Regions from separate parts of the Homo sapiens genome. Here all the other regions are linked to region 3. A link is a contact called in ENCODE Hi-C or POLR2A ChIA-PET data. All regions are on one chromosome and are shown on one strand. The core of a region is the stretch at or near the end of the contact, and the rest is flanking DNA. Distances in the headings are between cores, read along the strand shown. Region 1 overlaps ATG4B (autophagy related 4B cysteine peptidase). Region 2 holds the start of DTYMK (deoxythymidylate kinase). Region 3 has its middle 5.1 kb from the start of GAL3ST2.

What was found. A loop is a pair of places that touch in the nucleus more often than their neighbours do. ChIA-PET counts read pairs that join two places held with the same protein, here RNA polymerase II (POLR2A). Pooled maps may share reads with other maps.
Region 1: a loop to region 3 is called in a pooled map, with 2.3 times the contacts of the local background. The contact joins two enhancer-like sites. A Hi-C loop is called at or near these places in 1 of 50 pooled maps. POLR2A ChIA-PET finds 5 or more read pairs at or near these places in 2 of 52 experiments (activated T-cell and common myeloid progenitor, CD34-positive).
Region 2: a loop to region 3 is called in a pooled map, with 4 times the contacts of the local background. The contact joins the promoter of DTYMK here to the enhancer-like site in region 3. A Hi-C loop is called at or near these places in 1 of 168 maps with a recorded cell type or tissue (natural killer cell), 1 of 37 single-sample maps with no recorded cell type and 3 of 50 pooled maps. POLR2A ChIA-PET finds 5 or more read pairs at or near these places in 10 of 52 experiments (BJ, CD4-positive, alpha-beta memory T cell, CD8-positive, alpha-beta memory T cell and 7 more).

What each region holds. Positions count from the first base shown.
Region 1 is chr2:241,664,326-241,667,740 of GRCh38, reverse strand. ATG4B (autophagy related 4B cysteine peptidase) reads right to left here. Exons shown (of 13, transcript NM_013325.5): 8 at 903-1,096. Among named protein-coding and RNA genes, the nearest start is that of DTYMK, 21 kb to the left of the region's middle. RefSeq lists an enhancer at 1,652-2,257. Within about 2 kb of position 2,165, at least 4 of the 41 ENCODE cell types and tissues checked have a DNase peak (open chromatin) inside an H3K27ac peak, as active enhancers do.
Region 2 is chr2:241,684,494-241,688,213 of GRCh38, reverse strand. DTYMK (deoxythymidylate kinase) reads left to right here and starts at 1,399. Exons shown (of 5, transcript NM_012145.4): 1 at 1,399-1,560; 2 at 2,337-2,445. The coding sequence starts at 1,431. It also overlaps a transcript of ING5 not described here. RefSeq lists silencers at 910-1,439, 1,190-1,452, 1,500-1,809.
Region 3 is chr2:241,769,898-241,773,497 of GRCh38, reverse strand. No RefSeq gene overlaps it. Among named protein-coding and RNA genes, the nearest start is that of GAL3ST2, 5.1 kb to the left of the region's middle. RefSeq lists an enhancer at 1,823-2,735. Within about 2 kb of position 2,042, at least 4 of the 41 ENCODE cell types and tissues checked have a DNase peak (open chromatin) inside an H3K27ac peak, as active enhancers do.

The sequences.
Region 1 (3,415 bases), core at 916-3,415, 110 kb after region 3:
CAAGTTCAGACAACTGAATAATTTTAACAGGAAGCCACATTTCAGTTCCATACAAATGTGACTCCTTGGTCTAAAATTTGAGTTACCTGAAGAAAGGATGGTTTTCCCTTCTGCTTGCTTTTTTTTTTTTTTTATTTGAGATGGAGTCTCACTCTGTCACCCAGGATGGAGTGCAATGGCATGATCTCGGGTCACTGCAAGCTCCGCCTCCTGGGTTCAAGAGATTCTCCTGCCTCAGCCTCCTGTGTAGCTGGGACTACAGGCGCGCACCACCATGCCCGGCTAATTTTTATATTTTTAGTAGAGACAGGGTTTCACCATGTTGGCCAGGCTGGTCTCAGACTCCTGACCTCGTGATCTGCCCGCTTTGCCCTCCCAAAGTGCTGGGATTACAGTCATGAGCCACCGCTCCCCGCCCCCTTTTGCTTTCATGACATGGGGGAGCCTGTGGCTGGAGCTCCTCACACAGCCCTGCCCATCCCCAGGCCCTGCCCACACGTCCCTTCCTCACAGGCCAACCCACCCTCCGAAGGGACCTCAGGCCAAGAGGGCTGTGGGGGAGTGGGGTGGGCATGCCTGGGGCACAGTGGAGACCCGGGAGGGGGCGGGGCTCCCCGTCAGGCCGAGGAGTGGCACCTGGTTCCAAGGACCCCCTGCAAGCGCCTCATGCTTTCATCCTCGACACTCGCCTTGACACTTGCAGAACGAAAGCAGCACGTGCCTACTGATGGACGTGCCTCACGCCCACTCACCCCTTGGGCAACGGTGTAAACCAGGGTTGTTTACCCCTCCCCCGAGAGCCGGCTGCACAAATGGCCACGTGACGACGATGCGCTGAAAGTGACTAAGAACTGGGAGAAGGGGACGGGGACTCAGGGCAAGCGCCGCACGGCAGGACCCACCTTCAGCGTCTCCACGTAGGCCTCGTTGATGTCCGTGAGCCCCAGGCGCAGGGGAATGAGAAGTACCAGGGGTCTCCATGGCGACGGCCTGTTGGTGACCTCAGCTCCGGCAGGGAATCCGTTGCAGTGCCGGTCGGAATCTGCAGGAAACGCAGTGGCGCCTGCACAGGGAACGCTGGTCCTGCACAACCTTCCTAGAAAGGGAGACATGCTTTCACTAACCAAGCAGACCTGTGCAAAAGTGCTCCCACAACAAGCAAGCAAATGATGACTGTGTAACAGAAAAAGGGCGGTACAAAGCCAGGTGCTTACAGTGAAATTCAAACTTGGAAAATATAGAAAAGCGTAAGAAAATTTTTTCATAATCTTGCCACCCAGAGAAAAAAGAAATAGTTTCTATGCATACTTAATTCAAGAGTTTTATTGTGAAATAAAGCACACACACGAAACAGTGCAAGAAAAAGCCACGTGCACTTGAGAGGAAAATCACAGAAGTACCCACGCAGCCTGCCAGCCTGGCTAGTGCCAGCACAGCCAGAACCCGCTCCCTCCGGGCCTCCTCAGCAACGCCTTTCCTCGCTTCCACCCCTTCTGCCTACACACACCCGTGAGTCAATGGTCCGGAGGACACATCAACCGGAGGGTGCGGTGATGGGAGAAGACACTCCGGGAGCATGGAGCATGCCCGGCGTCTAGATCGAGGTTTCTCAACACCACTCCCCACTCAGAGGAGCCAGGCTGATTCCAGGGCCAGGCAGGGAATGTTCAGAGGTGCCTGCAGCATCTGCTTAACCCAGAACATAAGGGAGGGCTCAAAACATAAACGAAAAACGCCAGAACACGGCAAAAGACACCACCAGACTGAGGTGGCCACCGGCCAAAGGTGGAACCGTCAAGCATCAAAAAGATGGACAGTGACAGGTGACAGTGACAGTGACAGGTGACAGTGACTGACAGGTGACAGACAGGTGACAGGTAGCACACTGCACACTAAGTGATGGGAGAAAAGGCGGCTCTTCTCAGAACGCCAACCAATAAACGTGAAAGGAAAGGACAGGCTAGAAAAACCACCATTATCAGGCAGGAGTCACACAGCTCACCAGGACATGCTCAGTGTCACCACTGGATTATTCATTAATTACAAAGGAAAAAAGACACCATCTCCGGGGATCTGACATAGTGTCCCACTGCAGGCCCCGGATGGGAGAGCAGAGGACACTGCCACCCAGAGGCTACTCTCAGCCACAGGCTCAACCCAAGCCCAACTGTGAGGAAGCAGACAAATCCAGCGTGTGGGATGGTCAGCTGACCTGAACTCGTCAAAAATGCCACAAAGCAGCAACAACCACAACAAAGAGGCAGAACCTTCTCAATTAAAGACTAGAAAGACATCACAACTATATACACACAGCACCGGACCCTCAACCAGGAACACAAATCAGCGGCACGGGTTGTTCCCTGGACAGCAAGGGGCCAAGACGGACCCTGGTGAGTCGTGGCGTCACCTCTTTTGTGGTGATGAGGCTGTGTGGCTCTCAGGAACACTCTCATTCGTAGGAGGCTTGCTCATAAAAACCAAGCGTGTCAAAACACAATTGGTGGATCTAGGTGGAGGGTTTGTGGCCATGACTCACTGAACTTTTTTGTAGGACTCAAATTTCTCAAAACAGACAGCTGGAAAACAAGGATTCTGAGACAGAACTTTTTAAATTTCTTTTAGAGACGGGGTCTCACTCTGTCACCCAGGCTGCAGTGCAGTGGTGCAACCACAGCTCACTGCAGCCTCAAACACCTGCACTTAAGCAATCCTCCCGCCTCAGCCTCCCGAGTAGCTGGAACAACAGGTGTGGGCCACTGTGCCCCCTGACTTTTCTTTTTTGAAGCCGATTCTCTGTTGTCCAGGCTGGAGTGCAGTGGCATAATCTCGGTTCACTGCAACCTCCGCCTTCTGGGCTCAAGCAATTCTCCTGCCTCAGCCTCCCCAGTAGCTGGGATTACAGGTGTGTGTCACCACGCCCAGCTAATTTTTGTATTTTTAGTAGAGACGGGGTTTTGCCACATTGGCCGGGCTGGTCTCGAACTCCTGACCTCAAGTGATCTGCTCACCTCAGCCTCCCGAAGTGCTGAGATTACAGACATGAGCCATGTGCCTGGCCTCATTTTTCTATTTCTTATAGAGAGGGAGTTGTCCAGGTTGGTCTCAAGCAATCCTCCAACTCAGCCTCCCTGAGAGGTGCGATTATGGGTAGGAGCTACCACGCCCAGCCTTAAGGGAGTTGTTTGGGTTTCTGTTTGGTTTTTGAGACAGGGTCTTACTGTGTCACCCAGGCTGGAGTGAAGTGGTGCAATCATGTCTCACTGCAGCCTCAACCTCCCAGGCTCATGGGATCCTCCCACCTCAGACTCCCGAGTAGGTGGGACTACAGGTACATGCCCCCATGTCCGGCTAGTTTTTTTGTTTTGTTTTTTTGTAGAGATGAGGTTTTACCATGTTACCTAGGCGGCTGGTCTCA
Region 2 (3,720 bases), core at 150-2,649, 85 kb after region 3:
CTGTAATCCAGGGCTACACAGATGATTCTGGGAAATGCAGTTCCTACCATTTCTTCTGCTAAGCAGAGAAAGTGATGTCTAGCTGACAACTGACAATATGGCACATATAGATAGTAGTATTTTAGATATCTAAAATAACAAAAAGTCTCACCTGAGAAATGTCCAGGCAGCCTGATATCCCTAAGATAACAGCAAACACTACTGAGCGCTTTCTAGATACCGGGGACACTTCGCGGGACTTTTTCCACCTCTCTATGGCAGAGACAGTTTTTCCTATTATCATCATGACCCACATTTCAGAGGAGTTGGAGGCATGGAAAGAGGAAACAACTTGCCCGTTCCCTCTCCGTGCTATAATTTGTATACATCATCTTTTAAAACGGACTTTTCGGCCAGGCGCGGTGGCTCACGCCTGTAATCCCAGCACTCTGGGAGGCCGAGGCGGGCAGATCACGAGGTCAGATCAAGACCATCCTGGCTAACACGGTGAAACCCCGTCTCTACTAAAAATACAAAAAATTAGCCGGGCGTCGTGGCGGCCGCCTGCAGTCCCAGCTACTCGGGAGGCTGAGGCAGGAGAATCGCTTGAACCCGGGAGGCGGAGGTTGCAGTGAGCAGAGATCGCGCCACCGCACTCCAGCCTGGGTGACAGAGCGAGACTCTGTCTCAAACAAACAAAAACAACAAAAACACACACACGGACTTTCCAGAGCCCTGCAGTTTTGCGCTTCAGGGACAACAGTGAACATTTATCGATCCCATGGTTCTCCTACAATTGCCACGTGGCCAGCGTCTACACAGCCCCCCATCCTGCCCCTGCTGTCAAACACAGCGTTTCCAGAACGCAGTCGTGCTGGGCTCCAGGTGAGCTTTGGGAGGAGCCCCGGCTGAGCCCCTGCACTGGGCCCCGCGCTTCGGGAAGCATCTCGCTCGTTCGTCTCGCGCGCCGCGTGACCGGAGCCCTCACGCTGGCAGCGGGCACCGCAGGGCCCTGAGAGTCGGGCCCGCTGCGCGCAGCCAGGGGCCAACGAGAGCCGACGCTGGGCGGGCAGCGTCCGGGAGCCCCTCCGACCCTGCGCTCCCCTCGTCCGCGCCCTGACCCCGCGTCTCCGGCCGTCCAGCCCGCGCCGCGTCACCTCCCCTCCCGGAGCGAAGGGCCCTGCTCGCCCGAGGACGGAGGCCCGCACGGGACACGGGGCCCCAGTTTCCGCCCCGGAAGCCCAGGACACGGCTCCAGTGGCGGCGCGGCCCAGGGCGCAGGCGCGGGTGTCGGTCCCACCGCGCGTCGTCCTCGCCCCGGCCCCGGCCAATCCCTTCGAATTTGGCCGAGGCCGGGAAATACTAGCTAATCACGGCGCGCGCTGTTGACGCCGGCCAATGGGAGCTCCGGAAGGCTGCGTGGAGACGCCAGCGGCGGGCGGTGGACAGTCATGGCGGCCCGGCGCGGGGCTCTCATAGTGCTGGAGGGCGTGGACCGCGCCGGGAAGAGCACGCAGAGCCGCAAGCTGGTGGAAGCGCTGTGCGCCGCGGGCCACCGCGCCGAACTGCTCCGGTTCCCGGGTGGGTGCGCGCGGCGGGGGGTGCGCCGCGGCCTTCGGTGCCTCTGCCTTCCCAGGGGCTCTTTGCTCCGCTTCGTTGTCTGCGGCTGGCGTGCTGTGAACTGTGCGGTTTTTATTTTGAAAGACGGGCTTTCCCTGTGTCGCCCAGGCTGGAGTGCAGTGGCGCCATCTCGGCCCACGGCAGCCTGGACCTCCCGGGCTCAAGCGATCCTCCCGCCTCAGCCTCCCGGGTAGCCGGGAACATAGGCGCGCGCCACCGCGCCCGGTCCACGCTGCGTGTCTTTAAGTGCGGGGTATGGTGATGACTGACGTGTAAACCCGCGCGAAACCGTGGTGTCTCCCCCAAAAGTCTCCTCCAGCTCTTTTGTAATCCATGTCTCGTTTTTGTGGGTTTTTCTGGTGTTGTGTTTTGTTTGATGGCTGTTCGCGCTTTCAGGGGTTTTATAGCATATATTTAAAAGTTTTCAAGTGAAGCATTGACCTTAATCTTTGGCCACCCAGTCCACAAATTTTATAAATGCTTTCTTTGAAGTCTCTACTTTCTACCCGAGTTCTTTTTTCCTAAAGCATTTTTCATCCCAGCTTGTTTGCAGATTGCTGTTATTGCTCAGAGAAATTCCTTTGGCTTCCGCAGAAGATCCAAGCCTGTCTAGAGATTTAGTAAAGTAAAATTCAACGTGAGACTTGAGTCCGGGAGAAATTCAGTCCAAACTATATTGTAATATAGAGGGAAAGCCTGATCTCACTTGCATTTTGTGTGTTTCTCTTTTTTTCTAGAAAGATCAACTGAAATCGGCAAACTTCTGAGTTCCTACTTGCAAAAGAAAAGTGACGTGGAGGATCACTCGGTGCACCTGCTTTTTTCTGCAAATCGCTGGGAACAAGTGTAAAAACCATTGCACACTGCTCCCTCTGCCCTTGCCACTTTCCTTCCTCCTGAGATTCAGTGAACGCAGCACTCGATTCTGAATGACAGTGACAGTAGTGCTGGGCCTGATGTTCTTCTGTTTAGCAGTCCTGTGGGCAGAGGTGGTGAAGCGCCCTAGTTCCCAAAGGGCGCTAATGAATGCTGTTTCGTCCTCCTGCTCCCCACACCCCATAACTAATAGACTTCAGTTTTTCGGGTTTTTTTAGACGGAGTTCCGCTCTGTCGCCAGGCAGAGGTGTGATCTCGGCTCACTGCAACCTCCGCCTCCCAGGTTCAAGCGATTCTCCTGCGTCAGCCTCCCGAGTAGCTGGGACTACAGGCGCGCCCCAGCATGCTCAGCTAATTTTTGCAATTTTAATTTACTTTATTTTTAAATTTAATTTTTGTATTTTTAGTAGAGACAGGGTTTCACCATGTTGGCCAGGATGGTCTCTCTTGACCTTGTGATCCACTCGCCTCGGCCTCCCAAAGTTCTGGGATTACGCAGGTGTGAGCCACCGTACCTGGCCCTTTTTTTTTTATTTTTAAGACAAGGTATTGCTCTGTGGCCCAGGCTGGAGTGCAGTGGCACCCGATCATGGCTCACTGCAGCCTCAACTTCCTAGGCTCAAGCAGTCCTCCCACCTCAGCATCCTGAGTAGCTTAGGGCCATAGGGGCATGCTACCAAGCCCGGCTAATTTTTTTTTTTTTTTTTAATGTAGAGTCAAGGTCTCACCATATCACGCCCAGGCTGGTCTCAAACCCCTGGCCTCATAGACTTAATGTTTTAAAGATAGCTTTAGGTATATAGAAAAACTGATCAAAAAGTAGAGTATGTAGAGCGCTCCCTACATACTACCCCTGCCTTCCCCCCTTCCCCATTATTTATGTGCTGTGTTATGTTACATTTGTTAAAATTGATAACCAATATTGATACATTAGTAACTGAGTTTATATGAACTCTCCTACCACCTTTTTTTGTTTTACATCATTGTAGTAGGTTTCCTCTTCATTCAACACTTAATGTTGATGTGTGTTCTTTCAATGTTTTTATTTACATTTATATACATATGTAGAAACTACTATAGTTAGAATTTTGTTTTTTAACATAAATGAGGTCATACCATACAAATTATTTGGCAGCTTTCTTTCTAACTCTGCCTTACAGATTTCTGCACTTACAGATCCCCTAACTCTGCCCTTCTCATTCTCTTTAATTGTCGTCGCATTGTCTCTAGAACCACGGTACGTGT
Region 3 (3,600 bases), core at 793-3,292:
CGGCCCAGGGCCTAGGTGTCAGGAGGGCTCTCCTAAGACAGCCCCGAGCTTCCCAGCCCCTCCACCTGCCCCTAACCCTCAACTCAGGCTCCTGGTCCACCCCAAGGGCCCCCAGCCCTCCCCGTCCCAGGCAGCGCCACATTCTAGCAGCTATTTGCTCTCGGCCTCCCTGACCAGCTCCTTTTTATTTTTCCAGAGAGGGTCTCGCTCTGTCACCCAGGCTGGAGTGCAGTGGTGTAGTCACGTGGGGCTCCCCACAGCCTCGACCTCCTGAGCTCAGGCTTGTCCCTCCTCCCCTGTAAGAGCCTCCTGTAGCTGGAACTCTAGGTGCATGCCACCACGCCTGGCTATGTTTAATTTTTTGTAGAGGCAGAGTCTCACCATGTGTGCCCAAGCTCTTCTCAAACTCCTGGGCTCAAGCAATCCTCCCACCTCGGCCTCTCAAAGTGCTGGGATTCCAGGTGTGAGCCACCGCGCCCGGCCCTGGACCAGCTCCTCGAGGAATCATTTTTCACTCCTCTGCATCGTTTGGGTGGGTGTGGGGGTGGACACGCCTACCACACAGGCAGCTTCAGGGTCCCAGAAGGTCAGTGGCACCCCAAGGGACCCAGGCCGAGGGTAGGGCCTTTTCAGGTCACAGGTGCTCAGAGGCAGCAGAACAGGACCTAAACCCCGAGCGCTCAGGAAAGCAGCCGGCGTGAAGCCACATCGCTGGGGGGCCAACGCGCCGGGCCAGGTGGGCAGAGCCCTGGTCACTGGTCGTTAACGTGCCTGCCATCTGGGTCCAGACACACTGCCCTGTACGCCTGTCACCTCTGCCTCCATGTGGGCGAAAGTACCTAGGTGCCGAGGCAAGAGACTGAAGGCACAAACTGTTTCAGTATAATAAAGAAAATAGTTGGAATAAGATTAGTCATAATACAAATTAGATATAGAGATGATCATGGACAATTATCAATCATTATTATAAACATTATTAATCATTAGCTTTTAATATTACTCTTTGTTGCATTTCATACTCCTCCTGTACTCCTGGTTCCTCTTTGAAGTTCGTAGCAGATAGCGGTAAAACAAATAGTGAAAGTCTTAAAGTCTTTGATCTTTCTTATAAGTGCAGAGAAGAAAATGCTGACGTTTGCTGCCTTCCGTCTCTGCTTCGGCTACCTAAAAGGGAAGGGCCCCCTATCCTGTAATCACATGACTTACTTCACCTTGTCAATCACTGAGAAGATTCACCCTCCTTACCCTGCCCCCTTGTCTTGTATGCAATAAATATCAGTGGGCCTAGCCCTCTGGGACCACTACTGGTCCCCGCGTCTTGATGGTAGTGGTCCCCAGAGCCCAGCTGCTTTCTCTTTCTCTCTTTATCTTGTGTCTTTATTTATTACAATCCCTCATCTCCACACACAGGGAAAACACCCGCTAAGCCCCGTAGGGCTGGACCCTACACCTCCACACTGCCAGGATCCTGATGGACGTCCTCAGGGGCCTGCGGCGTCCCAGGAGCCCCAAACCCCAAACCCTTCCTCTGGGCTCTAAGTCCACAACTGTCAGACACCTCTGGGTCCCAACCACTTGCCCTTCTGCTTACAGGAAACTGGCTCCCCCAGGGGCTCTCCCAGGGGCCAGCCGTCCTGGGGGAGGGGAGGGGCGGGCACTCCACTCTCCCTGGGGCTGAGACCACCCGGCCCACCCCTTCTCCCCTCTCCCCTGCTGTACACAGGCAGCTCTGGCCCTGCCTGGGGCCCCTCCCACCACTCTCCTGGCCCCCTCCTTGGCCTCAGCTCAGGGGCCCTGGTTGTGTAACATCTTCTCAGATTGCAGCAGCTTAGAGGTCTTAATGTGACAATCACCAGCTTCTAATCCGAACACAAAGGCCGCCCCTGAGCACCCACCCCGCCCCGACGACCCTGGCTGGAGCCGCTGCAGAATTCCGTCAGAACCCGCCAGGCCGGAGCTGCTGCGGAAGGAACGGGGCCAGAACCCGCCTTCCTCCCCACACACGTGCTCCTCATTGCTCTTTCCGCGTGGCTGCAGGCCTCGTCAGAGCCTCCGGCTGGGAGGTTGGGACGGCGTGGAATTCTCTGCGCGTCTCTTACACACACCTGACCACGGACACTCAACGCCGTCACATGGCCGTTGGGGGAGCTGTCTCCGGGGCACCAAGGCTGGTGGCCTGCCTCACGCAGATTCGCCGCGTTCTCCTGCGTCGGAGTCACTCGGAGTCTGTGTTAACCCGCGGGCTGCGAGAACACGGCCTGCCTGGATGCGATCGGGTCTCATCAGATTTTCCTGCTGTCAGGTAGAGAAATCTAACAGGTTTCCGGCTTGTGAAAACTCCTGGCCTCCCAGCCACCACGCAGTGTGGGTTTTCCTCATGGCAGACAGGCAGTTCTTCGGGCCAGCTCGGGCCAGCCAGGTGTCTCACCGGCACCTGCTTTGCCTGGCTGTGTTGTATTTCACATATCTAAAGGCACAAAAGAAAAGCCTGAGGGGGATCTAAGAAGCCCCTCTCCCCATTGCTGGATAAACTGGAGGTGAACATGGCAGGGCAGGGCAGCAGCGGAGACGGCAGGACCCAGCCACGGAGCTCCAGGAACAAGTGCCCACGGCTGGCAGCAGGGCTGTCATGGGCAGGACGTGCCCGGCACTGGCCTGCTCCGGCCCAACGGTCACCGCAGCCTCCTGGAGCCGGACCCCCAGGGAAGAGCAGCCGCAGCCTCTTCCTCCTCCAACAGTCCTGGACTGTGTCCGCTTCCCCAGTCCCCAGAGGCCCAGCGGAAGGCAGTGTGGATGCAGAGGTCTTGCTCTCCCAGGGTCCAGAGGGCACTAGGGGGAGGAATTCCTCCTCCCCCCTCTGCAGGCACTACCAGCGGGTGTCCCTCAGCAGGCAAGGCCAGGCCTCTGCAGCCCCACAGCCCATGCTGAGCCCAGATCCTCACGGGAAGCCCGGGGCTCTGGGCTTTTCCCTGTCACCCGGCTGGCCTCTCCAACAACAGGAGTGAGCATTTAGACCACGACCAGGGCCGGAGGTCCTTAGGAAAGCAACGGACCCCAGCTCTGAGAATCACAAGTCCCTACCCAGGGTGGGACGTGGGGTCGTGCGGCCAGCACGGGCAGAAGCTTGAAAGCCCCCAAGTCACCCCTGGGCCAGCAGCAGCCACCCAGGGCAGGAGGGCAGGTGCACAGCCAGGGTCAGCGGGTCAGCAACTCACCCTGGCCTGCAGCCTACCCAGCACGGACCATGTGCCCAGTAGCAGAGCTAGAGGAACAAGCAGAAAAATGGCCGGCCCCCAACCAGAGGTCAGAGGGAAGGGCAGGAGCCGCCGGCTGACCTCGGGGGACGCGGGCACACGCTGTGGGGCTTCGTGTCAGGCACCCATGGGGCCTGGGGTCTGCTCTGTGCAACAGATACTGTCGGGCTGCCCATGGGTACCCAGCCTGGGATGGCAGAACAGTGGCCAGAGCCCAGGGACAGAGCCGGGCCTTGGCCAGTGAGGCAGGACAGCCCCAGGTGCCCCCAGGCACAGCAGGAAGTAGCCCAGGCATTGGGCGGGACCCACTGGCTCTGCTGGGCCAGCATGAAAGTGCCCCTGATTT